Regions from separate parts of the Mus musculus genome. Here region 1 is linked to region 2. The links are chromatin loops, found by intact Hi-C in ENCODE. Cell type or tissue: heart. All regions are shown on one strand. Links, peaks and the distances in the headings refer to the core of each region. The heading gives the core; the rest is flanking DNA.

What was found. Hi-C counts contacts between places; a loop is a spot of excess contacts. Peaks named below come from ENCODE experiments on the same cell type or tissue, not always from the same donor. Only the 100,000 strongest peaks of a DNase experiment are listed, where the experiment ranks them.
Region 1: it touches region 2 in a loop (3-fold over the local background); 2 of 42 quality-filtered maps call a loop at or near these places.

Annotation. Positions count from the first base shown.
Region 1 is chr8:10,037,017-10,053,219 of GRCm38, reverse strand. No RefSeq gene overlaps it. Among named protein-coding and RNA genes, the nearest start is that of Tnfsf13b, 38 kb to the right of the region's middle. In heart, for the core only: a CTCF peak has its summit at 9,137 (motif pointing left); a DNase peak (open chromatin) is centred at 12,199.
Region 2 is chr8:11,176,421-11,192,623 of GRCm38, reverse strand. Gm15418 (a long non-coding RNA gene) reads right to left here and starts at 4,895. Exons shown (of 3, transcript XR_003947509.1): 1 at 4,606-4,895. In heart, for the core only: no CTCF peak of the experiment used is centred there; DNase peaks (open chromatin) are centred at 8,873 and 12,543; H3K27ac peaks cover 7,100 bases.

The sequences.
Region 1 (16,203 bases), core at 5,059-13,058, 1.1 Mb after region 2:
TTCTCTCTCCCTCCCTCCCTCCCTCCCTCCCTCCCTCCCTCCCTCCCTCCCCCTTGTTTAGGAACTAAACCCAAACTCATGCATGACAGTCAATGACTCTACCACTGAGCCTTCTTAAGCAAGCAGCAGAACAGAACCGAGGGAATACCCTGACAGCTGACAGTAGGGAACCTGTTCTTTATTCTGGTTTTTTTTTTTTCTCACAAACATCATAAAAATGACTGATCCCTGAAGACAATCTCTCTAATGGAAGAGGATCTTTAAGGCTGCTTCAATTAATTGCTAGTAGTTACAGGAGGCTTCGTATTAAGAAATAGCATCTGATTAGGCTGAAAGCAATTTAGCCAAAGTAATTTGGCTCACTACAACTGGGGTGAATATGAGACATTCCACTTAAAAGCCTAATTGAAAATGAATATTTAGCAAATGATTTCTCAATCATAGTGCTTCTTAAATAAATTGCTAAAATATCTGAGTCTACTAAGTCTTTGGGGGCCATAACTCTACTCACTCTTTGTTAAGTTATCATTTCTTCTGGCTTTTTGTTGTTGTTTGTAACAGCAAATACATTGACAGATGCAGGTCCTCGAACTTTGGTAATTGTGACACTCTGGATAGTCTTATGGGTATTATTTGGAGGGGAGATAATTTCATCTACTTCAATATATTACAAAGATTTAAATAAAAAATTATAAAAATACATTTAAGAAATTGTCAAAGATACAGGAATAGTGAAAGATAAGACATTACAAACCCTACCAGTAGACTGAAAGGAGTTTGTCGTTTCAGGAGAAAGTGAGTGTTATTTTACTTGATTGTCCTGGGGGGAAGTATACACTTGGTTAAGCAATATTGGCACGGTCACCTGTGCCCATTCGGCGATGGATGGAGAGGTCTGGAGATGGAGCTGCAGAGATCAATTGGCTGGATCAGGCGAATGAGAGGCTTCTAGAGGGACTGACATGGGAACAACCCTTCTCTGAGTGGGATAGTTTGTTCAAACATTAACAAGGAAGTGGTGTTTCTATAAACTAAACGAACAGTGTCAGAACAAACATTCACCTTTCTATCACAGTGAAACAAAGGCACCAAGAAGGAATCCCTCAGGCAGCATTTGTTAAACCAAATTTTTATCTGCACTGAGTCCCAGAACAAGGGGGTTTTGTTACTGTGTAAAAATTAAACCAGGGTGTGGTTACTGCAGCTGATTCTCAGCTGCTTCCCTGCAGTGGTGGTGGATTGTAGCCTGGAATTAGAAACCAAAGGAACACTTTTTGCCCTATTCCACTTTTAGACAGGGAGCTTAGGCACAGCAACAAAAGAAAACTCGAACAGATAACATAGCCTATGAGCATTAGGGCCTCACCTCAGTCCTCTCTGCTCATGCCTTTCCTTATCTTCCTGTTTTCTCCAGAAGCCAGCTGCCAGCTTCTGTGACGTCAGAAATGAAATGCTTTCATATTGCATTCTCACACACTGCCATTTATTAATGGTGTGATGTGACCAGTCAGTCATTGGCACAGATTGTGTAGACAGTGAAGTGTGTGTGTGTGTGTGTGTGTGTGTGTGTGTGTGTTGTGTTGTGTTGTGGTGTGTGAGTGTGTGTATGTAAATGTGTGTGTACTATGTGTGGTGTATAGCGGGGGTGTTTATGTGTGTGTGTGTGTGTGTGTGTGTGTGTGTGTGTGTAGTGTGTCTGGTGTGGGGAGGTGTTTGTGTGTGTGTGCATGTATGTGAGTGTATATGATGTGTGTGGTGTTTGTGTAAATATATGTGTGGGGTGTGTGTGTGTGTGTGTGTGTGTGTGTGTGTGTGTGTGTGTGTGTAATTTGTCTTTCATAATGAAGGATGGTGGTACAACTTCGGGAGACATCCTGGGTGGGAAGCTAAGATCTAGTCTGCATCCCGAAGTCCAGAGAGTTATGGAAAGCTCTCAGAGCAGTGTGACTCAGCTGCTCTGGATGATAGCTGCTTAGTCCCAAGAGAATAGAGTGTACACTGGAGAAATGAATGCTGTTCAAGATCGTGATGCCTCCCCGCTCTTACATAGTCACTCAGTTAACTTCCCTCAACGATGACCAAAGGTCTCCATCTCTGGTGGATCCCATGGTCCAAAATTTTAAAACATTGGTGCGGCCTCCCCTTGGAGCATTTGAATATGCACTTGCAAACTGTAAAAGGTGCCTGTCAGAGTGCTCTAGACAACAGGAGCATGGCTATGGGTCTGCCTGGGAGCACAGCACTCTCTCCTGCTATCCTCCCTTCATGTCACCGTATGAGGTGGTAGCACTAGGGTGTCTACTTTTAATGATTAGAAACCAAAATGTCACCACAAAGGGTAGGACCACCATGGCAAGGTATCACGTGCATCCTTGCCGGTGCACAGCAGATGCAGCCATGTCTCAGAAGCTGCCTAACCCATTGGGCACTTAGATAAAAGGCTGTATATGTATATGTGAACATAGATGGAACACAGCTAAACTCAGAAACGAAAGGCAAAGCCTAAGCATTTCCCAGGAGAAGTGTGCTAAACACCTATAAATGAAACTGCAGACACAAGGGGACAGGGAGATAATTTTACACATTCTTAACCCATGAGAATACAGAACGGAAAGTTAAAAGGGTGAACGTGACTTTCCATTCCTTTAAAGATGCTTGCTTTAAAAAAATAGAAAATACATGTGTAAATTTAGTATATTTGAATATAAATAGTTGAAAGTACTTGAGTCTACAAGGCAGACAAAATTATGAATTATACATAAATTATTCTGTCCCTGACTGACCCAAATCTTTATTTCTTGAAAGTAGCATTTCTGTGTGTCAGCATTTCTGTGTGTGAGAGTGCAGACTAGAGGGCTGGGGTGATTTATGGATTCTTGACAGCTGGGTGGGATCTGTAACCTCAGTTTCTCAGGAGTGTACCAGGTCTTACCTCTGCAGACACTTTGGCCTAAGCTTCTGTGGGTTGGATCTGCCCTCAGCCGACTCAGGGCTCAGCCATAGATGTCCACTAACAGATTTGGAAAGTGTATGTGTTTCTGAGGGTCTACTAGTCCCCAAGGTCCTACCTCATTGGTTCTTTTCTGGTTCTGCAGAGTGAAACAGACAAACAAACAAACAAACAAACAAACAAACACTGAGGCATACCCCTACCCCAACAGAAAAGCACATAAAAAGTCAGCCCTATGCAAAAAGACTTACTTTGTGCCCTCATCCTCGGGGGCAGGTGGGGGGCATGTACAATATTTCTTTTGCCTGGCCAGGTTCAGTTCTTCAGAGCATTCCCCAAGAGTTAGTGCACCTCAGTAGTAGTATAACAGGGTTTGCTAGAGGTGGTTTTCTGACTCTGCCTTCAGTGCTCTACTCTCACAGGTATTACAGATCACTGAAAGGTGACATGGACTCTGCAGATGAGTGAAGTGCAAAGCGCTCACACTGAGAGTCTCTGATGAAACAGGCAGATGTTTCCATGCCTCTATCAGAGCCCTGTCCTGTGATGCTCAGATCCAAGAACGGGAGTGGAAGAAAAAGTTGTCCTCATTAATGTAGATGTGTATGCCGTTCACATAGCCATTTCTCAACTATGAAACACGAACCGAAGGCTCTTCTGAGCCAAAGCCTGCACCAGGCAACGGGAGATAGTGAGGGGACTTAGCTGGAATTGGCCTTGGACCTGAGGGACCCGGGGATTTCGAAAGGAAAGCTGAGCAATGCTAAATGCAGAGCTCTGCAGAATCTCCATGGCTAAACCAGGGAGCGCCTGCAGAGCAGAGATGCTGGCATCCAACTGCAGACAACGAAGACAAAGCAGGAGTCCTTCCACCCCCGCAACCATGCTGCATATACATACATTCTCTATAATTACCAGCGTACAGCTTGTGGGTCAAGGCAGAGTGTGTGGGCGAAGATTTACAGAAAGATTTTTTGCAGCTTAAGATTTTGTGCAGGATTCCTGAAATACAGCACAGACTTGTGTCTTCGCATGGTTGTGGTCTGGTACAGTCATCCAGAACTGATGGGTTTGGACTCCAAGGTCAATGAGAATGACACAGCCATTCACATTAACATTAATCTACATGTTAATAAGAATCACTAAGATGGCCCTGGCCTATGTCAGTTCACAGCCCAGACGAATCCTTCTGCCCACCTGGCTGGTCTATCTCAGCCGCGAGTGAATTCGATGTGGTTGCCTCTGAGGCTCAGGGACTACTAAACCTTATTCATTGTTACTAAACCTGAAAGCTCTTTATAAATGAATAAGAAGGCAGTGTAGTTGCACCCTCTGCCATGAATGAAGACTGTTTTAGGAAGTAAAGGCAAGATGGTAACCATGCATGAAATACCACATTCAGAAGCTTTGGTGAGTCTTGGGGATTTGATGATTTCTGCCAATTTGGGTACATTGTGGGTATGTGAGTGCTCTTTCTGTATGTACACCTGCATGCCAGAAGAGAGACTCAGATCCCAATCATAGATGGTTGTGAGCCACCAAGTTACTGGGAATTGAACTCAGCACCTCTGGAAGAGCAAACAGTGCTCTTAATCGCTGAGCCATCTCTCCGAGGTTTTGCCAATTTGAAACAAGCTAGTCACCTAGAAAGAAGAAATGTCAATTGAAAAGCAGTCTCCCTCAGTTGACCTGTGGGCACTCTGTGGTACAATTATTATCCTTGCATCATTACTGATGTGTGAGGGCTTAGCCCATTGTGGTCAGTGCCCTCCCTGGGCAGATGCTCCTGAGGTGCTTACAGAAGTAGACTGGGCAGGATCCATGAGGTGCAAGCAAATTTACAACAGCCCTAAATGACCGCTGCTGCAGTTCCTGCCTCTCGATTCCTGCTTGACTTCCTGCCCTGAATTCTTGTCATGATGGACTATGGTGCAGACACATAAGCCAAATAAAAGCTTTCCTCCCCAATCTGCTTTTGATTATGGTGTTTATTACAACAGAAATCATAGAAGACAGGAGCCAACATAAAGAAACTGTACTATCACCCTCAGAAGGCAGAAAGTAAGGCTGTGAGACGCTGACCTTCAATGGAGGAGTGCTCAAGGGCAGAAGAGGGAGAGGATTTGGGTCACTGGTTTTGAGTGGACAGCTAGAAAACCATCAGCCATATTATAGCTCATTCTTTTCAATATACATGTAATCAGTGTGTGTGTGTGTGTGTGTGTGTGTGTGTGTGTGTGTGTGTGTGTGTGTGTACATTTGACAGATGTATATAATATGTGACCAAATTAAGATAAACAGATATTCCAATGTCTCTGTATAGATCAATTCTTGGGTTGGGAACATTACAAAGTTATTTCTTTCAGGACATGGTGATGCACACCTTTAATTCTAGCACTTGGGAGGCAGAGGCAGAGGCAGGTGGCTCTCTGTGAGTTCTGGTCTACAAATAGAGTCCAGGAAAACCAGGACTTGATTTATTTATAAGTAAACAAACAAAAAGGTACATAAAATTATTTCTCTTCACTATAGCTCATTTTATAACCAATTGTAGAATTTGGTTATAAATCCTTTCCCCTTTTTACACCATCATCATCATCATCATCATCATTATTATTATTTATTATTATTATTACTATTGCTGTTATTTAGGGGGACTGTCAAGCACACATGCGAAGGTCATAACACAACTTGGTGGATGAATCTGTTCTTTCCTTCTGCTACATATGTGGGTTCCTAGGACTGATCTCAGGTTGTCTGTCAGGTTTGGCAACAGCTTTACTCAGAGATTCATCTCTCTGTCCCCCTTTTTATCTTATCTGGGGTCCCACAGCCTTTGCCCTCCCGAGGATGTTGCATTAGCTACCCTCTGCACAGTAGTACTGCATTCAGCCTGTGTACCTGCTAAAGTCCCACAACGACTGTACCATGTACTGTTTCCATCAAACAGCTAGAAAACCTGTCTCCTTCCATCATCAGCCCATCTGCCACCAAGTGATTTTTTGTCCAAACCCATACACAGCCCAGCTTCTGTAGTATGTGTGTTCCCTGAGGCACATACAGGGCTATCCATTTTCCCTGGCTTCCTTCCTCCACCTGTGTGCACCCGACAACAGCTCCCAAACCTCCACCCTGGGCAGTCTCTATGTCCTCTGACTTCAGTGCAAAAGCTGGACATCTCTGCAGCACCCATATCACGCCATGTGCCCATCACATCCGAATGTCCCCACAGAGGGTGACATGGCCGATTGTGTGCCGCATCTCCTAGAAAAGGATCCCGCTGCATTGTTAGAAGAAAGATGAGCAGTGCTGTCTGGAGCTATGAAGGATGAAACTCTAGTGATTGTTTCTACTTTTAATTGACTCACAGTAGTGCCAGTATGAGGGCACAGTGGAGACTTCAGCCCTCATATACAGTGACTAACAGCTGGACGACCTGTGTTTCCAGCTTCCTGCAAACACGCCATTTCTCCCAGTTCTTCAGAAGATACATAACAAACCACTGTAAACTGCTGTCACCTCAGCAGCAGCAGAACACTAGAACCTGCTCCTTTCTAGCTACATTTTGGTGCTTAGCCCCTCCACCTCCAGCACCATCCTCCTCCACTCTGTCCTTGGATCACCCTGTGATGTGATAAAACCTCTGGCAAAAAGCAACTTGGGGAGCAAAGGGTTTATATGGATTACACCCCTCAGTTATAAATATTCATGAGGCAAATAAAATATTTATCTCCCCTTGACCTAACTATAGTCCAACATAAAAATATTTTCCATTCAGTGTCTTTTAAAATATAAACTTTATACACATTTATGTAGAGCCTGTGTTGTTTTAATACACATAGTCTTTATGAATGTCCAAGTCCACCTACACAAACCTGTCTGTCTACATGTTTATCTTTCCCTTGTGGTAAAAATGCTCAGATTCTTTTTTGTAGATTCTTTTAAATACTCCATAGAGTATTATTAACCATAGTCATACTAGTGTGCATACCACGGTCACAGTAACACTAGTGTGCACACCACAGTCACACTAATGTGCACACTACAGCCACAGTAGTGTGCACACTATAGTCACACTATGTGCACACAATAGTCATTCCACTGTGCAGACCAGTCACACTACTGTGCATAACACAGTCACTCTACTGTGCACACCATAATCACACTACTGTGCATCCCATAGTCACACTAGTGTGCATTCAACAATCACTCCACTGTGCACACCACTATAAAGATCATAATCACTATACTGTGCACACCACAGTCACACTACTGTGCACACCATAGTCACACTATGTGCACACCAGTCACTCCACTGTGTGCACACCACAGTCACACACTGTGCTCACCATAGTCATACTATGTGCACACCACATGTGCTCAGTACCATGCAGCAGCCTTTGTCCATGCCTAGCTCTGCCCCATTCCAGCTTCTGATAACTGTCACTCTACCCTTATCCTTGTGCACGAGTGAGTGCCAAATTCCACACATGAAGTGATTGAGAAATATTTCCTATATAAGCTCATAACCCTGGCAGGAGAAACATGTTCTACTGTCCACAGTGTGAGTTTTCTGTTGTACAGTGTGTAGAATGGAAAGTTCAACAAAGTCCGTAATAGTGGGAAGCTGTTTGTATCATATTTAATTTATTTCCTAGAACAAGTGCATAAGTGCATGTGGTCAAGTCTGAGAGCTTCCAGGAACCCTAGACATTGCCTCTGTGTCTCTATAAGGAATAAAAATCTCCAAACAGATGCATAGTGGAGAAGAAACTCAGGGAGAGAAATAACAACCTATGAGCATCCCAAGTCAGAATGAGCCCTACACTGGCCAAGACAAGAGCCTTGACCTCCCAGAAGTGCGGCTTTTGATGTCTGTCCACATGCCTATGTTTGCACTCACTGTTCTCCTACAGGGCAAAGATGCTCCAATTTCAAGATATAAGGAGTCCAACTCAAAGCAAAAAGAGAACAACCACAAATATCCTGTTGCCTACAGGCCAGGCTCATGGCAACCTTTCTCGTAGGAAAGTGTCTTTAATATTTGCTCACTGGAGATGATGTATGCTTGGATGCATATTTTCCAAGATTATTGATAGAAACCAGAAGAATCAATCTCATGATTCATTGCAGAAATATTTTTGGTGTAAAAGAAAGTGTTAAGTGCTCGATGGTTGGATACAGAGAAGAAGGCATGGTGTGTGTGGTATTGCAAGAAGGGAGTGCTGTCCTGGGTGTCCTGGGTCCTGGAATGACAAGGAAGCGTGGATGGGAGGGACATGAGGCCCACGGGTTTGTTTATAGGTCAGACTGTGATAGGTGACCTTACTAGCCTTTAGAACATCGAAAGTTGAAATGTCAAGGGAAATGGGCTTTCAATTGGACATGGAGTTCGTAGGACTCACCACAGGTCTTACAGTCCTTAATGGAAGCACAAAAGAATTAATTATGGTATGCAATCTGACCGTGGGCTGCAAATATTAATTTGGGTCATTCCTAAGGATGTGACCTACTATGGAGGTGGCTACACAAGCCACTGTTAATTACCAAACAAAGTCGTAAACCAAGGCATTTATAAACCAAGGCATATGCCACATACAGGCAGGGACCACGGGTGGCAGAGCAGCTACAAAGAGGGGGAACTGCTGTAGGTTTCAGATGCTGTCTGACATATCCTTAGCTTGTTGCTGGTGGAAGTACATTCTCTTCAATGAATGAATATTTAATGTTTTAGTAGTCACAAAAGGTTTGGTCAGACATGGGAGTGAGCAATGAGTTTTTTTGTGTGACTGAAATAGCTGAAGATAATTTGGCCCTGGTCTACACAGTGTTAAATGTCAACACTCACAATGTTTAGTCTCTTGGCCTTATAGACTCTTCAGCAAAACAGAGTGGCTTTTATTTCTGGAAGCTTTAGCTAGACTCCTTTTGCACTGGGGGCTATGGTTGTGCAAGGTCTTGTCGTTGTAAGTGGTTTGATACAATAGAACTTCATGCAAAGATGGACAGTAGAAGATGTGGCGACATCTCGGTTTTACAGTGCCCGGGGAATATACCTTAAGGAACATTCATGGCGTATGTTGGGTAGCTTATTGTTCCTTTTCGTAGTCTTACAATTTTTACCATTTGCTTAATTGTAGTTAATAAAGCAGACGTTTTCATTAGATGTTCGCGTGCTTCCCTCTAGTGGTTGCATGTGTGAGCAACAGGACAAAGGAAGGCACTTGTATGACATGGCTACACTAATTACACACACATACAGGCATGCACGTGCATACACACATTCACGCATACACACACAGAGGAAAAGAAAAAAAATACCCGATTCACCTCACCCACTCAACAAAACATCTGACCATCCCTCCCTAACATTGTCAAGCTGCAAAAACTGGGGAAAAACAGAAGTATCGTTGCCATCTTCCTCCCCAATCATGCCTGCCCTGTACGCTCAAGTCCTGAATATTCTAAAGCAATTATATGACACTACGAGTAACACTGTATCTATATTAAAATTACATATAAAATTAAGATGTACCAAATGTAATGGGATTTCTATCATATCCCAAAAAACAGTCTAAAAACAAAAGAAGAAAAATCCAAAAGGTCTGCCTTCTCCTGCTCCTGTACATTCAATCCTATTCCACTCTTTAAATACTGAAAACGCTGTATCTTACTCCCTTCCTCTCTCCTCTCTCCGCCCATCTTCTCTTTTGATGGCTTTATTTGGACATGAGTACTGTGATGAGAGTATAAAGTGCCTTTAGTCTCATGTTTTGAACACTGGCCACAGCTTGCAATACTATTTTGAACTATATTATAGGGACTACAGGAAGTTCAACATGGCTGACTGGACTAGATCACTAGGGAAATGTTTACAGGCTACATGTCATGGCTGTGGCCAGGCTCTCTGCTCCCAGACCTGTGCTATGTGAGCACCAGTCGCCTTTCTCAGTCTCCTCCTGCAACACCGTTAGCAGGATGGGCTGAGCTTTCTCCTCAACCAGGAGTCAAGATGAAACCTCGGTCATACATCTTGCCACAATGATAACACAAGTAACTAATATAGACGATTAATATCAGAAAATTGAGGTTATTGATAAATGAAGCCGGACCAAGAGAGGTTTGAACCCTGGGAGATGATTTTTAGGAGGGATTTGAAAGAGATTGGAACTGAGGACTACAGATGTCCTAGATACACTAGTCTTCACTTAGTGGGGGGATGCTGCTGGGAGTCTGGAATCCCAGAATGCCTGAAGAATGGTGGGCCACAAAGACAGCACCCGTGAGGTTTCGGTGGGAACCGAACTCTATTGAAGACTGGACTCTAGACTGTGTATGTCACATTTGTGCAAAGAACCAAGCTACATTTTCCCCTGTGTCCTCAAAGTTGAGTGAGTGTGAACTCTATGGAATTGTTTTGTAGCGGAAGTTTTGACACAGCATAGCATGTGGGCTTCAGCATTGTCATTTCCCAGAGCTTTAAGCCAAACTGACACCAAGATTCAGGACTAAAGATCAGAAAAAGATTTGAGCGCACGCCTTTAATCCCAGCACTCGGGAAGCAGAGGCAGGCGGATTTCTGAGTTCGAGGCCAGCCTGGTCTACAAAGTGAGTTCCAGGACAACCAGGGCTACACAGAGAAACCCTGTCTCGAAAAACCAAGAGAAAAGAAAGAAAGAAAGAAAGAAAGAAAGAAAGAAAGAAAGAAAGAAAGGAAGGAAGGAAGGAAGGAAGGAAGGAAGGAAGGAAGGAAGGAAGGAAGGAAGAAAGAAAGAAAGAAAGAAAGAAAGAAAGAAAGAAAGAAAGAAAGAAAGAAAGAAAGAAAGAAAGAAAGAATTGAAAATGTACAGTGTGAAAGGAGAGTGTCATTGTGGACAAAGCAGATGCAGATAAAATGGCTTTAACTGGCAAAAAGATCAGCACCATTAAACAGAAGATACACAAGGTACTCAGAGACCGGTACAGCCATGGTCCAAGGGACCAGTCACATCTTGGGGTGGCTGCAGAGGCTGGCATTTTCTGTGTGCTGACACCATAGAAGTACTGGGTCAAGATAAAGGCCAGTGTGGATGGAGCACAAGTGGAGTCTGCATATCAGGGGTCCCTTGCAGCATATGCATGGGGCTTTGCATAAAATCTATGTTTGCAATATGGATAGGAGGATGTTGAGAACTGGAATACCTGCCATGGAAAGCTGCAGATACCATGTGGAGCTAGCCCAAGGCATGGTGTGCTGAACAAAGCAAGGCTCCTCAAGCCTGTGGTGGATCGCATTGTGGTAACTTGTGCCACAGAACCACGCCCAGGGCTACAAGATTTAACATTTGTCCTGTTTTGACTTTGTTTGGTCCAATATTTCCTTGCTTCCTCCAATCCCTCCCTTTGGGAATGCTGCTCAGTGCTACCGTATACTAGAAGATCATTTTATGAAGCCAAGTAGCTCAGGTATTGTCTTGAGACTCAGTAGAGACTTTGAACATTGGATATTTGGGTGAGCTGGAGTTTTTATTAATATAGTGGGAACTCTCAGATTTGGATTAGTGGAACTTCTCATTATTAGACAATCATGAGCCTTCAGGGGCAAGAGACAGAAGACTGTGATCTGAGTCTGAAATGTGCCCTACCAAACTCATATTTGGAATGCTAAATTCCCAGCTTCCAGTGCCATTTTTGAAAGCTGTGGAATCACTAAGTGGGGCCTGCAGGGTCAGCAGAAGTCAGCAGAGCCTTTGATGATTCCGGATGAGACCAGTTCTTTGCTCCTGCTGGACCGCACATCAGTAAGGAGTGGAACCTACCTGTCCTGCTCGCCATGATAAACGCAAATCCCTCTGAAACCAAGAGCCCGATTCCAGTTAAAGTCTTTGCTTGTACACACTAGAAAGGGATGTGCCCTTCTGAAGTTTCTGCCACCCTACCTCCCCTGCCATGTGGGATGAAAGTTCTCTGAAGCTGTCCCCAGAATAAACTTGACCTGTCTTGTTTTTCTCTTGTATTTCACCACAGCAACATGAAAGTAACGCCAGCACAAGTGGTAGCCCAAGGTCCTCCTCTCTCTCCACACACTGGCTTTCCAGGCACTCTCTACTCTGTCACTGGACATTTACAAGTTTTTCACTGGCACATAATTATCTCTTAGACAAGTCTGAGTACTAGATAAAACTCTGCATCCGAGCTGAAGCCCTTCCATTTCTAATAATATGAAAGGAAGCCATGGCTGCCTCTTGATAAGGAATGGCTGTAATATGATAGGGAAGCTGACCTTAAACTTGGGACACAGAATCCAAACATGTACTTGTTACGTGATTTCACATTTCTGCCTGTCTGGCATCTGGGGCTGGGACTGTTCAGAACACTCCCTTAGCATGAGGGAGAGCCTGGGTTTGATCTTCAGCAGCTTCCACCACTGCCAAGGGACCTCTCACCTGGTTTGCCTCCTCTCTGGCCTCAGTCTCAACTCTGTTTCTGGCTGGACCATCCACTTTCTCAGAAGAAATGTAGGGTTAGCAAATGTCTTTCCAATCATCAAGACAAGTTACACATTTGAGATTTTTCTGAGGTGTCTGTGACTCCACTGTGTACACTCAACATGTACACACACATGCACATACATGTTCAATACACTCACATGTGCATACACACACACACACTATATATATATATATATATATATATATATATATATATATATATAGTAAGAAGCACATAGACACAGCAGGATCTGGGATGTGGCGAGATGAAACTCCAAAGATGCCAATCATGATTGAGTTCCCACCAGAAGATAAGGGTTTCCCTTGCTGTGTGAACAGATTGACTTCTATGGGTCTCCACTCTCACCCTTGACTTCTGTGACTGGCCAAACAGATTCCTTGATTGATGGTACTTCATTTTAGAAATGCTTTGTTTGTTTTTGCTGTGACATTTGGAAGTGGGTCTGGAAGCCCTCTTAAGTTTGCGGCTCATACTTGGCAAAAAAACCGATCCACTTCTCTTTAATTTCCAGGAGTCACACTGAACACGTTGTGCAATAACTTTATTGGAAATGAGAAATTTATGTGGATGAGCTGACTTTCCCACCCTCTCTGCTGCGTTGCTCACACTGAGTGTGTCCCCCACTCCACTGGTGAGCTGGGCCCCAACACAGACTCCCTCCCTAGGGAGAGTCCACAGGAAGACTCAAGGGATTCCTCTTATCTGCAGAAAAGACTGGAGAAGGGTTACACACAGTCACCCAGGGCCTGTCCATACTCACATGGTGATCCAATATACACATTCTTTAGTCTCCAGAAGACCCTTTATCTGGATGCTTGGTCCCCATCCAGCCCCTGATATACAGAACCTACTTGTGCTGTCTCATAATACCAAGATCCTGGATCCTTTCTCTTAGACTATGTTAAATGCCAAGCAACCTTTGACCTACACATGACATTTTTGACACATCTGGACAATCACAAGAAGTGAAGTGCCTTCAGGTGAATAGTTGTACATTTATTTGGAACCATAAGGATACTTCAGTTCCTTCCTTTCTCCCATTGCTCCCTCCTCCCATCATTCCCTCCTTCTCCCATTATTCTCTCCTTCTCCCCATCATTCCTTCCTTCTCCTTCTCCTTCTCTCCTCCCCATGATTTCCCTCCTTCATTCCCATCATTGTCTTCTCCCCCATCATTCCTTCCTTCTTTCTACCTCCAACATTTCCTGCTCTCCCCATTATAACTTCCTTCTTTCTACCCCCATATTTCCCTCCTTCTCCCCAGACCCCTTTCTTACTCAGGGTGCCTAAGGACAATATATTTATTTCTTACTTTTTTGGTATCTATAACTGAATCCCTGACAGGAGCTATTAGGGGAGGGAGCAAGAACACATTTAGACTCATGTTTGAGAGGGCACAGTCCATAACTGACATGTGGAAGAGTTCTTAGAAGCTAGAGTGACTACAGATCCTCAAATTTCAGCAGAGGATATTCAGGCCAGAATCAGTGTAGGACCAGACACCATGACCCACTTCCTATAACTAAACTCTACCTTAGTGATCTCACAATTTCCCCAAAGAGCACTACCAGTTGAGACCAAGTATCCAGACACAGGGTCTTGGGAGGGATCAGCTCACATTCAAACCATAAGCTTCTAATTTCTGTAAATTTTACTTCCAGATGTCTTACTAACATAAAACCAGACAATTCATTTCTTTTTCTTTGGCATTATAGTTTAATTTTTTTCTGTGTTCATGAGTATAGATATGGGCATGCTGTCATTTTGATTATGTATACAGCATGCAAGGCATTATTCCAATAACTTGTACATACTCATTAAGTTTTCCAAAAAATGATAAGCTATGGTGGTATTGAAATTTGAGAACCCCTGTTATAGGTTATTTAATAAGAAACTAGAATTAGAACAAAAACAAATAATTTTTTCTCTACAACAAAAAGCCTTCATGGAGGAGAGGAAGAAGGGATAAGAGAGAGGATTCCCTACTCCCACCATTTAACAAGGTGTGTTTGTATCCATGTGCCCTGTGCACACACATTCCATGTGGGTGGATTTATACATTGTCACATGTGGAAATTTTCACCTCTGACAGCCTTGTGTTAATTTTTTTTTTTTTTTACTTTAAACCATTTTAGATTTTAAAGGTTTCAACTTTTATATTGAGGTCTTTGATCCATTTAATGGATTTGCTGTATAAGGTGGACAACAGATATCTGGTTCATTCTTTTATATGTGGATATCTAGTTCTAATTAAGAGGCTATTTTCTTCCTATGTATACTTTGGAACCTTTGTAAAAAAATTAAGATGCTATTATTGTGGATTTGTATCTTTTTGTTCCATCGAATACCATCTGATATCATGGTTCATTTCGATCTGGCTTGGTTTGTTTATCTAGGGTCATTTGTGTTTCCATCTGATTTATGTTTTACTTTATTTCTGTGAGTAAGCGCATTGTCTATGAACCTGTAGCTAGAAGGATCAAAGGCTCTAGGAGGGAACCTATAACTGTTACTCTGCTCCATGGATGTCATTAGGAATTAGACCCACTCCCAATGACTTGTCGTGGCATTCATAGATTAAGGCACTTCTCTAGGCCCTTGCCAGAGAAGCCTCTATCTGCAGTGAATGGTGATTAGCTTAGAGGCCCATTCTGGCCAAGGTGAGGGAAATAAGAGACTAAGGAATGCTCAGACATAAAATGAATTTAAGAAAACATTGGCATCTGAATGGGTTGGCATCATATCTGTAGACTGCTTTGAGTGGGCTAACCATTTCTCAACACCAGTTCATTCAACCCATAACTGGGGGAATCTTCTCCTGTCTCTGTTTCTACAGTGTTTCACAGGTGTTCTTGCAGAGCTGTCCTCTGCTTGGCTGGGCATATTCTTGGGCTTTGATTGTTCTTGTTCTTTTTGTTTTTGTTTTTTTGTTCTGTTGGCAGTTGAGAATAGGATTGTTTTTCTGATGTTGTTGTTGTTCTCAGTGTGTTTGCCATTGGTCTACAGGAAGTCTACTGAGTTTTTGTCTGATAATTCTGTTTCCTGCCCCTTTCCTGAAGGAATGCATGAGCTCCAGACATGATTGAATATTTAAGGCTTTGTGTAGAGAAGTATGCCATCTGCAAACAGGTGTACTCCGACTTTTTCCTTTCCTATTTGAATCCCCTTTATTCGCTGTTCTGGTTTAGAATTCAAGTACAATATTAAATAGGTGTGGATGAAGTGGGCCTACTTTTTTAACCCTGATTTTAGTGGAAATGCTTTTAGTTTTTTTTCCCATTTAGCTTGATGTTAACCGTAGGCTTATTAAGTACAATCTTTATTATGTTGAGACCTAAAATTCAAGCTGATAGAGGAAAATTGGAAGAAACACCTCAAAATACCAGCACAGGCAAGCACTTTCTGAACAGCACTCTGGTTGCTCAGGAAATAGCCCATCAGCTGAAAATGGGATTATGTGAAATTAAAAGATTTCTTCATGGCAATGAAATCAATGTATCTAGTGAATGGACAGCCTACAGAATAGGAGAAAAAAGTGCTAACTAAATATCTGACAGAGGTTTATACCCACAATATGTAAGAATTCATGTGTCAATATCCCTAGTAGTTAAAGGCGTCACACTTAGAATACACTATAAGAACTCAAACAAAATAAATGCATAAGTGCTGATAAACCAAACAATTCAATAAATAAATGGGCCAATGAAATGAACAGGCCCTTCTCAAAGGATGAAGCTGGCCCGGCCAATAAACACATGGAA
Region 2 (16,203 bases), core at 5,334-13,333:
ATTGCATTTGAAGTGAGATTTTTGTAGACAACATATGGCTGTATCATGTTTTCCAAATCTGTTCTGGCAATCTCCTTCTTAACTGATGTGATAGACTGCATTCATGTTTAATTATTGTTATATTTGGATTTGTGTCTCAGTTTTTGTTTACTTTTTATTTGCTACCCCTGAGATTTAGTTCTTCTCTCCTGTTTTGTGTGTGTGTGTGTGTGTGTGTGTGTGTGTGTGTGTGTGTGACATTTCCAGCATGCTGTTTTAACCCACCTTCTGCGGCTTGTCATGTTGACATATTTTTAAAACAGAAGTAAAGAATAGTTGAATTTGGTTTGAGTTTGGTTTGAGGCAGGACTGCATTATGTATTCCAGGCTGGCCTAGAACTCAACATGTGGTGGAGAATCGCCTCAAATTTGCAGCAATTCTTCTGCCTCAGCTTCCAAGGTGCTACGATTGCAGGAGTGACCTCCAGAATAATTTAAAATTTGCGGGATATTTCTCACTTTTGTTTTCTCCCTTCATTCCAAATATTTATTTCTAGAACCGACATGCTTGGTGGCTCAAGAACTTCCTTTAGAGCAAGCAGGTCTGCAGGGCAGGATGAGTCTGGTTTCTTGTCAGCTGAAAATGTCCTTACTGCGTGTTCCTGGAAGATTGCATTGTGACATCTCGTTCCTCTCAGTCATTCCCCACTGCCATTTCCTTCCCTTCGTCTGGGCCCCGCGTCAGGCGAGACCCTGCAATCTTCCAGGCGCTCACCCTCAGAAGAGCACAATGCTCCCTGGCTTCCTGTACTGTTCCTTGCTGACTCTGCTCAGTTTTCCCATAATTGATCACACTACACCTTGATACGGATCTGGTCTCTTTGAGCTTCTGAATCCATAGGTTTGTGCCTTTCTTCTGTGTCGAAGCCTTTCTGCTCTTGGTCATGGGAGCCCAGTTGCTGGGGTAGGTTCCAGGCTGCACTTTCTGCTCCGCGTGTGGGGTGTATGTTGATGCCTGGTCGCCTTTGGCAGTGCTGTCCAGGTCTGTCCTGAGAGAGCTAATCTAGAGGAAAGCTTACTAGATCCTAGTTGTGGAGCCTCATCTGCTGGGCCCAGGTGAGGTCCTTGTTCATGACATGGCTAACGACAGTGTATGGAAGTATGCTTGATGGGGGAAGGCACAGGGTGAGACAGGAGGCCAGAGAAGCAAACATGACACCGGTTCTTCAAATAACAGCCCATTCTTTTGGCAGCTAAATCAGTCCAATAGATGTACATCGATTCCTTCTTTGATGCAATTACCTTCTGCTTCTGGCCTCCTTTCCAAGACTTTACCACCTCCCATCACCACCACATTTGAGGACTGAGCAACCTAGCACCACCATATTTGAGGACTGAGCAACCTAGCACCACCACATTTGAGGACTGAGCATCCTAGCACCACCACATTTGAAGACCAAACATCTCAACATAACCACACTTGAGGACAGACAGAGTATCCTAGCACCACCACATTTGAGGACTTAGCATCCAATTTTCCCTGGAGAAAATCTCTGTCTAAACCATAGCAGATTTGAGTCATTCACATTCCGGACATCTACTGGCCAGTCCATGCATGCATGTGAAGGAAGGGATGCAGATGAAATCAGCTTTCAAAATAGGGTGATGTGTGAAACTGGAGCAAATGGCTGAACTTTTGCCCTTCTGTTCTGAAAGGATGCTTTTATTTAATGTGTGTGTGTGCACGAGCACGCATGTGTTAATTCAGAGACCGGAAGAGGGCATTGAATACCCTCTTTCACTCTCCACCTATCCGTTTGAGGTGAGGTCTCATTCTCCACCGGTCACTGTGTTTGTTTAGCTAGACTGGAAACCCACGAGTCCCAGCAATCCTACTTTCTCTGTACTGATGGGATGCCTGGCTTGTTCTATGGGAACTGGGATTTGAATTCTAGTCCTCATGACTGTGTGGCAAGCACTCTTAACCACTGAACTTTCTACCCTACTAAAACTCCCCACTCCTCTCTAATGCTCGAGAGCACTGCGCGTCCCTGATTTAGTTGGCGACTCTGCCAGGGCTCTTCTATCTCCACGTGACTGCTGGCTCTCCTGGAGCAGCTGTCTGTTGTGGATATCACTACACACAACACGTATTCTCTGCGTTAACTGGGGGCCCTGTCAGCTTCATACCAGATCCCTCAACTCCTTAGATCACCTGCTCATCTCGTGTCTGACTCCAAAGGCCACTGTGTTGTAGTCAGGGCACTAGAACAATTGCTATTTAGATACAAGTCTTACAGGTTGTGGGCACATCACCGAAACGGTGTGCTTGCCTGGAAAGAGTATTCCATCCCTTGTACTGAGAGGAAATAGATTCTGGCTCTGCCACATATAAACTATAGAAGAGGCTGGGGATCTGCACGATTTAGGTCATTTTTTTTTTTATTTGAAGTTTTTCCAAACCAAAATCGTAAGTTGGGAGGAATCTACAGGAAGAGAAAAGCTAGCCCGACTGCGCTCCCTCATCTAGCCTTTCTGCACTCTGCCTCCATCCTGTGCTTCAGTCCTTCCTCCCACCCATCTACCCGGCACCCACCTACCCAGCCATTATCTACCTCCTCTACCCATGGCTCCTCCCACCCACGGCTCCTCCCACCCACGGCTCCTCCCACCCACGGCTCCTCCCATACATTCCTCATCCATCCCTCTCTTCTTCTGTCTGTTTTATCGTCAGCATAAACACTCGCTGTGTTTTAGGTATGAGGAACAGGGGGACTAAAGAACACCCGTCCTTTACAGTGCTCCGTGTAAGAAGCAAGTCATCGGAGAACAAGCTTACGACCCGTCAGATGTGAAAATTAGGTCGAAATTAAAAGTACAGTTATGCAACAGGAAGAGATAGACCAGAGGGTTGGGTTGGGAATGAAATCAAACACTTGCCTACTTCACAGTGTCCCCACGAAGAGGAAAAGAGAAAAGAGGGTTAGCTGAGGATTACATCCGGGCTCTTCCTTCACACCAGCCTGAACTACATTCTGCATCTTTTTTTTTTTTTTTACAAGTTTATCAAAATGGCTTTGAGACGATTCTGTTGTTTGTCCTCACTTGTAGTTGAATGATTTACTCTGATTTGATTCCTACAATGCAAAGCTGCATTTCATGCTCTTGGATTTAAGATGGCCTTACCACAATAGTTCAAGTGCTTCAAACTGGGCCCAGTTTGAGGGTTTTGTAGTCCTCGGCCTTCGAAATTCCAGATCTGAGAGATCCACAGGTGACACTTGGAGCCCCTTGTCCTTATTTTCATGATCAAGTTACTTGCATTTGGGGGGCTATTCCGATGTTGGCTTGAGAGAAGAAAATTACACTTGTGTGTGTGTGTCCCCAGTTAATCTAATGTTCAATTTGGCATCCTCTTAGTTTACAAAGTAGTAACTCCCCCCCCCCCCTTACAAAGTCCAGGTCACATGGATTTGGGATGTGTGTGTGTGTGTGCCTGCCAGAGAGAGAGAGAGAGAGAGAGAGAGAGAGAGAGAGAGAGAGAGAGAGAGAGAGAGAGAGAGAGAAATGGTGACCCATTGAGAGGTATCCACTTTGCACTTGAATTTAGGTATCTCAAGTTCCCTCTTCTTTTTCCCTACAAATCACACCCAAGATAAAGTTTTTTTGTTTTGTTTTGTTTTGTTTTGTTTTGTTTTGATACATTAGGAGAAAAACTCCTCCCCATCCTCCATCCTCTGGAAAGCAAATTTTCCTATCTATGCCGCATAGCCGCATAGATGGCAGCATAGCATCTGTGGGTGCTGGTGTGGAAGGCTCCCTGGGCTCTGAACTGCAATGGAAAACAGCCCTTTGATCCTCTCTGAGCCATGGTATCGATTGTTAGGCTGCTCCATTCTGGAAGATTCAGACTCCAAGGCGGTGGGAGCCAAGCTCTGCGGGTGGAGGGCAGGCAGCATCCCAGACATTTCCTCCCCCCTCCCCCCCCCACTGTTGTGAGGAGAGCTGCGGGCTAGTTCAGTGCCTTGTGGGCTCACACAGCTCTTACCAGTTCCTTGCTGGCCCTCAGGACTCATAAGTTGTAACTGTAGCCCAGGAACAGGACAGCTGAGCTACCCAGTCACCTCTGGAGTTTGCATCCAAGCTCCAAGGGCTTGAAGGGGTGGGGGTGGGGGCTCTAGAGTGTGGATCGCAATTCCCACGCGGGGGAATGGGTCACTTGTGGCACTTGCCGCAGGGACATGTCCCGGGACGAAGTCTCCTGTGACCACATGGCACAGGATATTGAGAAGAGCGTGTTCATTGGGGGACAGTGGCCTGTCCTTGGGGAAGCACAGGAACAAATGCGCGCGTGGGGACCCAGTGGCCTGCGCGCTTTTGAACAGGGGTTCACGGTGGCGCGGATCTGCAGCCCCGCGAGCGTTGTGTCGCAGCTGAGTCACCTCCCCGCATCCCCCGCGTGGGGAGCTCTTCCTCTTACACCCCACTTTGAGCTTCCTGAGCTGCGCGGGCTCGCGAGGACCATCCACCGCCTCACCCGGAATAGCGGTGCACACCCGCACCACCGCGCACTTGCGGCGCTGAGTCACCGGGAAACTGAGTCACCCTCCCGCCACCAGGAAATACCTTTTTTAGACTGCCAGTCTGAGCGGGGTTGCGGGTGACTTCGGAGATTCGGTTCCTGCTGATCATCAACTTCCCGCGGAGGCGTGCAGGCCTGTTTTCCATTTTCCCACGCGATTCCCTTGGCTTGTTGCTGCGGGCAAGTTTGGCACAGCGTGTACCTGGACGCCCTGCGGGGACCAGCCAGCTTGCGGATGCAGTTGGGAACTTAGGGCGGTCGCTATGCGATCATCACATCCCAGTGATGGTCCTTACACACCGATGACCAAGTTGCCGCCCAGTTTGAGGGCATCTATGCTATTTGTCAAAATCACCTGTAGGTGGCGCCCTTGTCCACTTGCTATCGCGCTTAACCCTGGCAGAAGGGTTAAGGGTCTGCTGTGCATCAGGAAGCCCAGAAGAAACAGAACAGGGTTTGTGAATTAAAATTGTGAAAGTACAGTGAGAATACAGTAAGGATGACTTGGCCTGGCCTTGTGTGAAGGGTGAGGAGTGGGGAGTTCTGGGAGAAATCACAGCGGCAGTGGAGGCACGTTCCTGAGCGTTGGGTGTAATTTCATTTTGCATGAAAAAGAGGAATGTGGATTTGCAACAGCTTGGTAGGACTTGAGTAGGAGCCCAAGGGACTAAGGACCCTTTCCCCAGGGGAGAAGGATTTGGGAATACGGACCCACAGCATCAGTGCACAGGGTCTCATGGTATGACTCCGAGAGAGGGAAGTGTTTATGCCAAACACAGCTCCTGGTGCAAAGAGTGCAGAGATGAGCCAGCACCTGGATTTGTTTATTCATGTTACCTTGAACGACATGTTCCGCTGTGGACCGGTGACTTTAGTAGTCACAAACCAAAACAAAGCCATAAATAAATCAGTGCATTTACAAATGCTGCTGGGGACATCTGGTAGGGGTTATAGCGGACAGGGAGCTCTCTGCTGTCAGTTTCAGATGCTATCTGGTAATATTCTTAGCTCTGGTGCCAGGGAAGCTGAGAGTTTGCTAAATAGCATCTGAAAGATTCACCAAATGGTCCCAGGGATGCCGGATGTTAGATCAGATATTAGGCTGGCATTAGTAGATTATAAGGGGGGCGGGGGCTGAAGATAGCCCAGGTAGTTTGGGTTCTCTATAGTCAGAACTTTCTATCAGTCAATTAATCTGCTGATATTTAACAGATGTTCTGGTTACAGGAGAAGGGTGCTTGCCACACCAGAGGCCAAGAAAATGGACATTGTTGTGTTTGTGTGTGTGTTGTGGTCTATGCATGTGTGTGTGCATATATGGAAGCCAGAAGCGACTGCTGGGCGTCTCCTTTATCAGTGTCTATCTTCTCCTTTGAGACATGGTCTCTGGAGAGGCTCATCGATTGTCTAAACTAGCTGTTGGGCAAGCCGCCAAGATTCTCCTGTCTCTACCATCCAGTGCTATATTACAAGTGTGTGTGTGTGTGTGTGTGTGTGTGAGAGAGAGAGAGAGAGAGAGAGAGAGAGAGAGAGAGAGAGAGAGACCATGCCCAGCTTTTGACTTGGGTCTTGGAGATCTGAATTCAAGTCCTTATGTTTTCAAAGTAAGCGTTTTACCGACGGAGCCGGTTCACCAGCTCCCGCTGTGAGTGTCTCATCATTCTTAGAGGTGATGCATTTGTACCACAGGTGGGCTTAGCCTCTGGCTATGCACCACCCCCCATCTATCCTTCCACACCTGCCCTCTGCACAAGGGTCTCCTCTGGGGAAGGGGGCTCTAGCCCAGTGAAGCTGGGAAATATGATCTGTGAGGACAAGGCAGGGCTGGCTGTCCAGAGTGGGGGACCTGGCAGTAGGGAGTTCTGACAAACTTTTCCACAGAACCTTGAAGATTCAGGTATCGGAGACCCCAGAACACCTCGGCAGGTGCAGAGCACAGCTCAGCTTGTGCGGCTCAAAGGAGAGAAATCTTTTCTCTTCACCATTGCCTCATCTGGTACTGGGCCCCAGAGCATCCAGGGCCCTAAGAGGAGGAAGGGGAGACACAAGGTGGGTGTGGCCTTGGGACCTTCCCTCTGGGCACTGCTCTTTCCTTTGCTCTGTCCATCATGGCTGGCAGCTCTGTAAGCATCAGCACTTCTTAGACAGAAGTGTGTGGGAAGGGCTGGGAGGATGGGTGTTGGGACAGAGCTTGCTGGGTAAGTGTGAGGGCTGGAGTTTGGATCCCAGAGTGTGACAGCTCACATCTATAATCCTAGTACTAGTGGACTAGAGACAGGCAGATGGGTGGGGTTCCCTGGCCAACCAGTCTAAGCAGTCAACAACAGTCACTCCAGATTCAGTGAGGTGGTGGACTGGGCGTGACCGTACACACTTTTAGTCCTAGCACTCGAGGCAGAGGTATGTGGTTGCTGGGAGTCTGAGGCCAGTCTTGTCTTTGCAGTAAGACCCCATCTCATTAAACAAACAAACAAACAAACAACAAACATACTTGGACACACACATGCACACACAGGCACACATATGCACACACACACACATGCACGCACGTGCGCGCGCACACACACACACACACACACCCCAGATGGAGATCTATAGAGGAAGACATCTGACACTAACTGCAAGTTTTTCACACGTGTATACATGGTGAGTGCACCCCTCCCTCCCCCGACATAATGATTGTGTGAAGTACAATTGAAACTTTGCATCATAAAGACTGGGGTCTTACCGAACAGCACTGTAGCAGTGCACGAGCCAAGATGGTCTTGAGGGCCTGGTGTTGAGAGCTGCTTGTGGCTGTGGTGGTAGAAGCAGAGGCTGTTCATGTCTCAGTGGCTATCCGGATTATAACCCTTCATCTGCTGGTGAACACTTCACATGCAAAAGGTTCCACACCTTGTCACACAACAGCTGAGGCCCAAGAGCTCATGCTCACAACATACTGAAGGCATGTCACATTGAGGCTACATCAGTGGCCTTTGATCCTGATGCAAATCAAGGCAACATCTCCAGACAGGAACCCTGGTAGAACATACCAACCTACCCACAAACATTTTGACTCAAAGCTTATTCTGTCCACAAGAAATGCAGGGATTGGCTATGGAACAGAGATTGAGGGAATGGCCAACCAATAACTGGCCCAACTTGAGACCCATCCCATAGACAAGCACCAATCTCTGGCATTATTAATGACACTGTTATCCTTGCAGACAGTAGTCTAGCATGGCTGTCCTCTGAGAGGCTCCACCCACCAACTGACTCAAACAGATGTAGACACCCGCAGTCAAACAGTGGATGGAGCTTGGGGACCCTTATGGAAGAATAGGAGGGAGGATTGTGGGCCCCAAAGAAGATAGGAATTCCACAGGAGACCAACAGAATCAACTAAGCTGGACATTTGGGGCTTTCAGAGTCTAAATTGCCAACCAAAGAACATACACTGTCTGGACATATGTCCAGGCCTCCCTGCACATAGGTAGCAGATGTGCAGCTTGGTCTTCATGTGGGTCTGGGATAACTGGAATGGGGGCTATCCCAAAAGCTGTTGCCCGTATGTGGGATGTGTATTTTTTAGCTAGGCTTCCTTGTCTGGCTCCAGTGAGATAGGAAGCGCCTAGCTTCACAGAGGTTTAAAGTGTCAGGGTCAGGGGATACCCAGGGGGTCCCCGCCCACTCAGAGGGGAAGGGAAGAGGAGGTGGGGAAGGGCTGTGGGAGGGGGTGACCAAGAGGTGGGCCGTAAATGGGATGTAAAGTGAATAAGTTAAAAAGTAAATACATTTTTTTTAAAGGCCACATTTCAATGGAGGTGGGAATGATAAGTCCAGGGCTCTTCCAGTAGGAAGGAATGAGCATCTGCAGTAGATAGAGGAGAAGGTGGATCTTAGCCCACTGAGGACGGTGTCCATCTACCCAGATTACCCTTGAGACAGTGAGCTCCCTCCTCAGTTCCCTGAGAGCCTCCCCCGAGAGTCTGCCTGGGACGCTGTGCCTGGAATGACTGGCTGGGTGGGAGAGAGAAGCTTGCACAACTCTGTAGTGTTGGGCACAAACTGGAGCTCTATGGAAGACACTTTGGACCAAGTGTGACAGGTGAGGCTTTGGGCTGTGGTGCCCTCTGTCAACTCTAGTAACAGCTGTGGCTTCCAGAAGAATCCAATGACCCCGCGCTTCTCCGGCTGGTCTAACTGCTCACCTCTTGACATTGCCAGCGAGCTGGTTATAAATAGAAGCTGGACACGCTGCTTGTGTCCTGTTGCTAGGTGATCCCGATGGTTCCTGTGACATCATGTCCCTGGGAAGCCAACCTTCATCGCTGTCAAAATAGCTCCATAAATAGGCCAGTGGGCAGGAGTGGTGTTCCAGTAAATTCTGCAGTCTGCCCCTGCCTTATCAGGTAGTGTTCAGGAGCTGTTGGTGACACAGTTCGAACGTTGTCAGCCAGCAACTGTCCAGCCAAGTGACTGCTTGACCTAGAAACAGGGAGTCTGGCTTGCAGCTCACCGTTTGTGGTGAAAGACACCTATGCTTTGTGTTCCCCAGTTGCTTTTCATGCTTTGCACCAAGGGAAATCTGTCTTCGTGACTGGAACGTCTGACCCTGCTAAGCCCTTCCCAGGGTGTTCACATAGCAGTGTAGGAACAAACACGGATCCTGTGTGTTTGCTTTTAGTGATTCTTCACAGATCCTCTGTCCCACCTGTATGTTCCTCCATCCTTAGCACACGGCACAGAACTGAAAGATGAATTTTATTAAGAAGCCAAAAATCAAACCATTTTAAACAACCAGGCTTTTTGTCATACTGAGTCTCATGTCCAAGGTCAGAGCCATCTTTGCCACACTTTCAAACTACAGGTACCACTTTGGCTGGCGATGCCTGCAGCTGGTGAAGCCCTGGGTCCTAGACTGAGCTCCATATAAACCTGGCATGGTGACATATGACTGTCAACCCAGAATCTAGGAGGGTGAGGCTGTAAGAGCGAGGTCAGCCTTGGCTTTATGACACCCCTATGGTGGGGTGACTCTGGCTAGCTTTTCCTCTAATCTCTCCTCTCCACAGGTAGTGGGAAAATAAAGCAAACCCCACTATGTGAAACACTGGAAATAGCAGCTATGTGTGGCCGGCCGGCCCTCTCTGGTCCCGAGTATACAGTCGCAGAGCTAAGGTGTGCCGACATTGTTGTGGCTTAGAGTCACCATTTGAACTCACATGTCTGTTCTCTCCGGGGTGAAACGGTCCACCAACCCCTGCAGGGCAGGCTCCAGGGCTGGGCTGGCTGCTCAGCTGGAACAACAGAATGCCCCGTCATTGTGTGAGTGTGGAAGGAGCTGCATGCCGTGAGTGGAGGTTTTCTGGGCATGGAGTTTAATATCTGTGTCCAGAGTACCGCCAGAATCTGGGAAAGTGCTGCCCAGGTGACTCTGTGTGCCCATGGTTCTCACATGCGGTGAGCGTCTGTGTGCAGAATGCATGCATGTACATCATGTGCCTTTAGTGATTCTTTGAACATCCTTCCACCTCCACACGTCTTACCTGTCCCATTGATAGGTTTGGGGAGACCAGCCATAGATGTGCTCAAGTCACCTGTGGTTAGAGTCCATTATTCTGCAAAACAGCAGTGTCACACAGCAGTGGTGCACAGAGGTGTGAATGTCCTGCCAAGAGACCAATGAGGTAGGATGCAGAAGTGGCCCTTTTTCCTCACGTAGTCACCCTGCTGACGTCACCTAATGTGCTGCCGTAAGAAAATGTGTGAGGGCTTCTGTTCTCTGCTTCATTGGAGGCTAGAAATTTCCATGGAATGTCACTCACGTGCCTGTGTACATTTCCCATGACCCTGGTGTGAACTGGGCTCTCCTGCAGTCAGGAGTCTGAGAACAAAGCCACTGCAGCAGGTCCCCTGAGGGGTGGGTAGAGCCTTCCTGGCTCCTTCCAACTTCTCCAGCCCTGGCCTCTCTGGGCTCGTAGAGGCTCTACTCTCTCATCTTGGCTACCACCTCCGTACTGGAGTCTCCGTGTCTCTGTCCCAACAGAATGGTTTCCCTTCTCTCTTGACAGACCTGTGGACCAAGGTTCCTCGAGTGCCACTTCAGCATGGCCTCGCCTTATTCACTTCTGAATGGAGCTTATTTCCAAACAGGCACAAGGTCTGAGTTTCGGGGCTTTGACTTATCTAATCTTTTGGGTCACTCCATTCAATCACCACAGGACACTGCTTAGCCAGAAGCTCCACCCAAGGTGTCTTTCCCATAAGATTTCTGGTCATAGTTCATGTTAGGCCAGGTTTATTTTACCAAGAGGGTTATTACAGTGTCAGTGCTTTGGTCCAAAGACACAGGCACGGTTGCTTTTACTGTTAGGAAGTGCGATTTCAAATGTCCCTGAGCTGATTTTTGTCTGGCAGGAAATGCACCTGACTGGTGGTGTGTTTCTTTGTTGATGGTTTCTTTTCTGGAGGAAGGTGGTTAGAAAACCACAGTGGGCTTTGAGACATCTTGGGGTTGAGCACGACATAAGCCTAGGTTATAATTAGACTATCCTCTGCCATAGATTTCCTAAAAATGGCCTCCCAGCTCCTTAGAATGCGCAGCCTCTTAAATAATGGTCCTATTTGTTATTCATAATGGGACAGCCCGGCAATTGCCTTTTATTTAAGCGAAAGGTCAAGAGGTTTTGATTTAAACAGGGGTTGAATCAAAGGTGGCACATCTATATGAAAGATGGAAGGCAGGCATGTGGGCCCTGACTGCACGCTGTGACTGCTGCATTGTCTGTGGAAACTGAGGGGGGGGGGGGACAGTCCAGCCCACACTTTACATGCATGTTCATTGTTGCAGAAAGTCAGTCTATGTCTTGGCAAGTTCATTTCCTTACAAGAGGCCGTGTCTTCCGGCAAGAATGGGTCAGGTGTCAGGGGAGAGAGGGCTCCCATCCTAATGTCTGCTGGTAGGGAGAACAGAACACTGGAAGCCATGGTACTTTGCAGCTGAGACACACTGGTCTGATTATCTAGAAGGAATTGGTGGCTATTCATCCTCTGAAAGGCAGCCATTTAGCCTTCTTGTTGTAACGACCTTGAGGAGTCGCCATCTCACAGAATGGCCCCTTCTCACAGTGTAGGGGATTGCATGCTCACACCACTCTCCGTGGGAGCTGGACCGGATTCCACTGCACTTAGCTTCAGTAAGCAGCTTGGATTTCTTCTGACTGTACTTCGTAAGGCTATGAGTGACTCGGACCTCCATGTTGGTAAGGGAAGGGAGGTCTCACTCAGGTCTAGCTGTCAGGTGCCTGCTGCATCTCACCTCATTTAATTCCTACAAGCATGAAAAGTGACCATGTCCACTAAGGTGCTTCTGCTGAGAGGTGAAGCGATGTCCCTGGGTGCTCAGGATGAGACACTGTGCTTTGTCAGTGGCCACGGGAGCATTTCCGAGACTGGGACTCTCCTGTTGTGCTTGCTGGCCTCTGCTCATCTTCTCTTCCTCACTCTGAGATAAGCAGGGCTGGACTTCCTCTCTGTTACTTTGTTACTGGGCAGGAACTCGTTTAAAAAACTTCCTGCACCGGCCCATCTCCCAGCTCAGGGTCTCCACCATTGGTTCCAAGCTGATTCTGTACATCCCAGCTCCTGGAGGATGTTGGGAGCTGTCTGTGTTCTGACTGATGGACCAAGATTCAGAAAGACAGACTCTGGCCCTGACGAATCCACCCACAGTTTTAGGGCTACCAAGACTGATCAGATAACTGCATTCCTTGGAGCGATACCTATGAATATGTTGCGGTCTTCTTGCAAGACAAAAGGGTGTCCTGTTAGGTTTCTGTTGTCATATGGCTCTCTGGATGGACACAGTGTTCTGGGGAAGACTGTATCTGGGCGGGGAGTCCTGGAAAATTAGGTTCCCTCCAAGAGAGAGGCTGAAGAGCTGTCCAGCTACAGGAAATGCTACTTCCTGTGTGCAGTGCCTCTTGTTCCCTGGGTGGTAGTGTGGTTGGCGGTGGGAGCTTATCTGGAAAAATGGGAAATGAAAGCCAGACTGTTGGTCTAGCTTTGACCTCTGCATGTGAACAGGAGTCCCAGCCATGACTGGCCTGAGCATGTCACTCATTGCCAGCCTAAAAGGCCTTGCTGGTGTTAACTGGAGAGCAGAAAGAAAGAAAACCAAATATTAGCGCTCCCATATAACTTTTGTTGTGATGTATCTTAGTCAGAGTTTCTATTACTGCATAAAACATCATGGCCAAGAAGCAAGTTGGGGAGGAAAGGGTTTATTCAGTTTACACTTCCATGTTGCTGTTCATCACCAAGGAAGTCAGGACTGGAACTCACACAGGCCAGGAACCTGGAGGCACGAATGGAGGCAGAAGCCATGGAGGAATGCTGCTTATTGGCTTGCTTCCCCTGGCTTGCTCAGCTTGCTTTCTTATAGAACCCAAGACTACCAGCCCAGGGGTTGAACCTCCCACAATGGGCCCTCTCCCCCTTGATCACTAATTTAGAAAATGCCTTACAGCTGGATCTCATGGAGGCTCCTTTCTCTGTGATAGGAACAGCTCGTGTGAAATTGACACACATGATGTCTGTGCTAAGTAGTCAAAGTGACTAAGCAGAAGAAGTCAGCGAAGACTTGGGGCTGACTGTGATTCTGGCTGAGGTAGTAGCTGCCATCTTTGTTTGCAGGGACATGGTAAATCATTTTTATTGAAGGATTTCTTTGGATCATGAGGACTGTTCTAGATCATGGTTAGATCCGAGAGAGAGAGACTATGATCATGTATCCGTCGATGACCCCAAACTTTTGCTTGTAGGTTCAAGAACAAGGCTTGTCCAGCTTACATGGGACCTGGGCACACATCTGGAGAAGACAGCTGTCTTTATACTTCCTAGGTTTGTAAAGTTGGATAGTGGGGCACTGTGAAGATACGCACAGTGATAGCATGGGTGGCCAACACTGCAGTCTTTAGTGTGAAGGAAACTCAGTTTTATCCTCCCATCACTGTTGTAGTGAGGGGACTCTAGCAGGTTAATTATGGCTACAGTAGCCAGGGATGTTCTGGTTTTATTCTGATGAAACACAAGCATGCATAGTCATGTCTTCGTGTGTGTGTGTGTGTGTGTGTGTGTGGTCCTCCCATTGCAGAGAGCTGAGGATCTGGTATGCTGCTTCAAGAGTTTACATCCTCTCTGGCTGCATGTACACAGAACCCACCAAGCCCCGATATCCAGGAACTTAGGGGCACTAAGTATCTCCTTTCACCTTTCTTGCTCCTTTGACCTTTGTCAGAAAAGCAGAGGCCTCATGTCCCACAGGTCATTGGAGAATGTTTTGTGGAGAAGAACAAAGTAAAGACCAGCTAACCCAGCCTTTGAGCTTAGGCTCCTGCAACTTCCACTTTAAAACGTAAAGTGTTTAAGGCGTTTCTAAAACTCAGCGGTGAGCTCACAGGACTGAGCCCAGGGGTTAACTGAGGAATGTGCATCTGTGTGTGATAGAATCCAGAGATGAATTGACCTTGGCCAACAGGAATGTCACGACCATAAGCTATGGAAAGCTGCAGGTGCCAAGTCCAAACCACACAGGGCTCTCTTTAATGTCAAGTCACCTACCTAACATCCTCATGAAGTGCTGATCAACTCCTTGGAATGTGCCCCTTAGGTAAGCTGACCTCTAGCTCCCACCAGTCCTGAAGCTAATGCCACCAAGGGCTCCTGAAGCCGACAAAAGATACGTTTCCAGTCCACTGCCACACACCTAACTGATGCTCCGACCAATGTAAATGGACAATGTATTGACATGACATTTTCCCTTGTGGCTCTAAAAGTTCTTTATCACTTTTTCTATGGTGGATCTGTCATTCAGGGTAACCTGAATTTGTGTTCTGAGGGCATAGTCACTCATATTTGGCTCGCAGTAAACAGTTCTTTATTTCCCTAAAAGCAGAGTTGCTGTCTTATGATGATGGGGCCCATAAGTAGCTCCTTGCTTAGCTGCAGGTCTCAGAGCATTTTATGAATTGCTTTTGAGTTTCTCGGGCAACACAATCTTTCAAGATCCAGACAGCTCCAGCGGAAGACTATTTGTTCGACCATTCTACCATGTCTGGGTGTGTCCAGGTGTATCTATACCATGCCTTCCTTGGTTTAGCCTGTGGGGGCCAGGTGATTTGATTTGGTTAGTTACATATCAGTTGTCTCACCAACTTTTATGGGAGGCAATTGAGATCTTTATTTCGCCAATTGCTTGAGAGGAGGCACGAGGACAGACACTTCATTCCTTGTCTGTGTTCCTTCAAATCAGCATTGCAGAACAGTGAAACACAGCTCAGTAACTCAGTCCAACTGACAACACTTCCAGGCTACGCTTTGTCATGTGTTCTGCTGTGCCCTCCAAAGAGACATGTTCCTGAATCTCCCACCTATGAATGTACCTTCAATGGTTACTCCTATCAACTGGACACAACTAGGATCACCTGGAGAGGGAGACTTGATGAGAGACATTTTAGATCTGATTAGCCTGTGGACATGCCTATGAGGGATTGTCTTGATTGTTAACTGCTGTGGGAAGACTCAGAACACTATGGGTGACATCATTCTCTACTCAGAAAGTCCTAGACTGTGTGGACAGTGAACACATCAGACAGACATGTATTTATTTCTTCTGACCTTGACCATGAATCTGACTAATTCTCTCACATTCCTGTTATCTAAACTTCTGTACAAAGAAAGGTATGGACTGTAGCCTGGAACTCTAAACTAAATCCCCCCAACTTTATTTATTTTTTGCATTGCTTGCCTTTTTTCAGAGTATTTTTTATCACAGCAACAAAAAATGAAACAGGACAGTGACCTTCTCTGGTCATTGCAGATAGAGTTATACAGAGCTCATGACAGAACAGGGTGGGCTCTGAACCCAACAGTATTGATGTCTATGGGAAGAGACCTCATGTGGAGCCAGCCGTGCACGGAAAACTGTGAAGATGGAGTGTCCTCCCGAGAATCATATCCTGCAAGCCAGAGGGCCCAGGCAGAGGGGTCTGCAGCAATGAGAAACCAGATGAGGTAAGAGAGGTCCCACCTTCCCCAGACTGGGTACGTACATTTCTGTTGATGCTTCCAGTCCCAGACAGTAAAGAGTAGATTTCTGGAGGGAATCCCGACTTGTGCTGTGTTGCCACAGCAACCTTAGGATGTTAACAGGCCGTTTAGTGTGCCCAATCCTCTGCCTGGCTGACTCTTATCTCAACCCAGACTCAGCTTCACTCTACCTATGTCTACTCCTCCAGGGAGTGGGCATGACAGTGAAGCGGTGGCCTTTGCAACAGCACAGAGAGGTTCTGACGTGCCCTCCACGGACACCAGCTTCTACTACCCACAATTCTTTTGCTGTGGTGCACCCAAAGGGCAGGAATGGGGCAGTGGGGAAATCAGCAGAGGCCTATCTCAGAGCGTGTCAGCTCAAGGTCTGGAATTCACGGGGTATGGCCTAGAGAAACTTGTTCAACCTGTTATTTAAAAAAAAATTAATAAAATATTTTGAATAGGTAACATATTCACAGGATTCAAAAATACATCAAAAAGGAACATTGTGAAAGCACCCTCCTCTTCCATATTTACCCACCTCCTCCACGAGCTTCTTCCCCGCT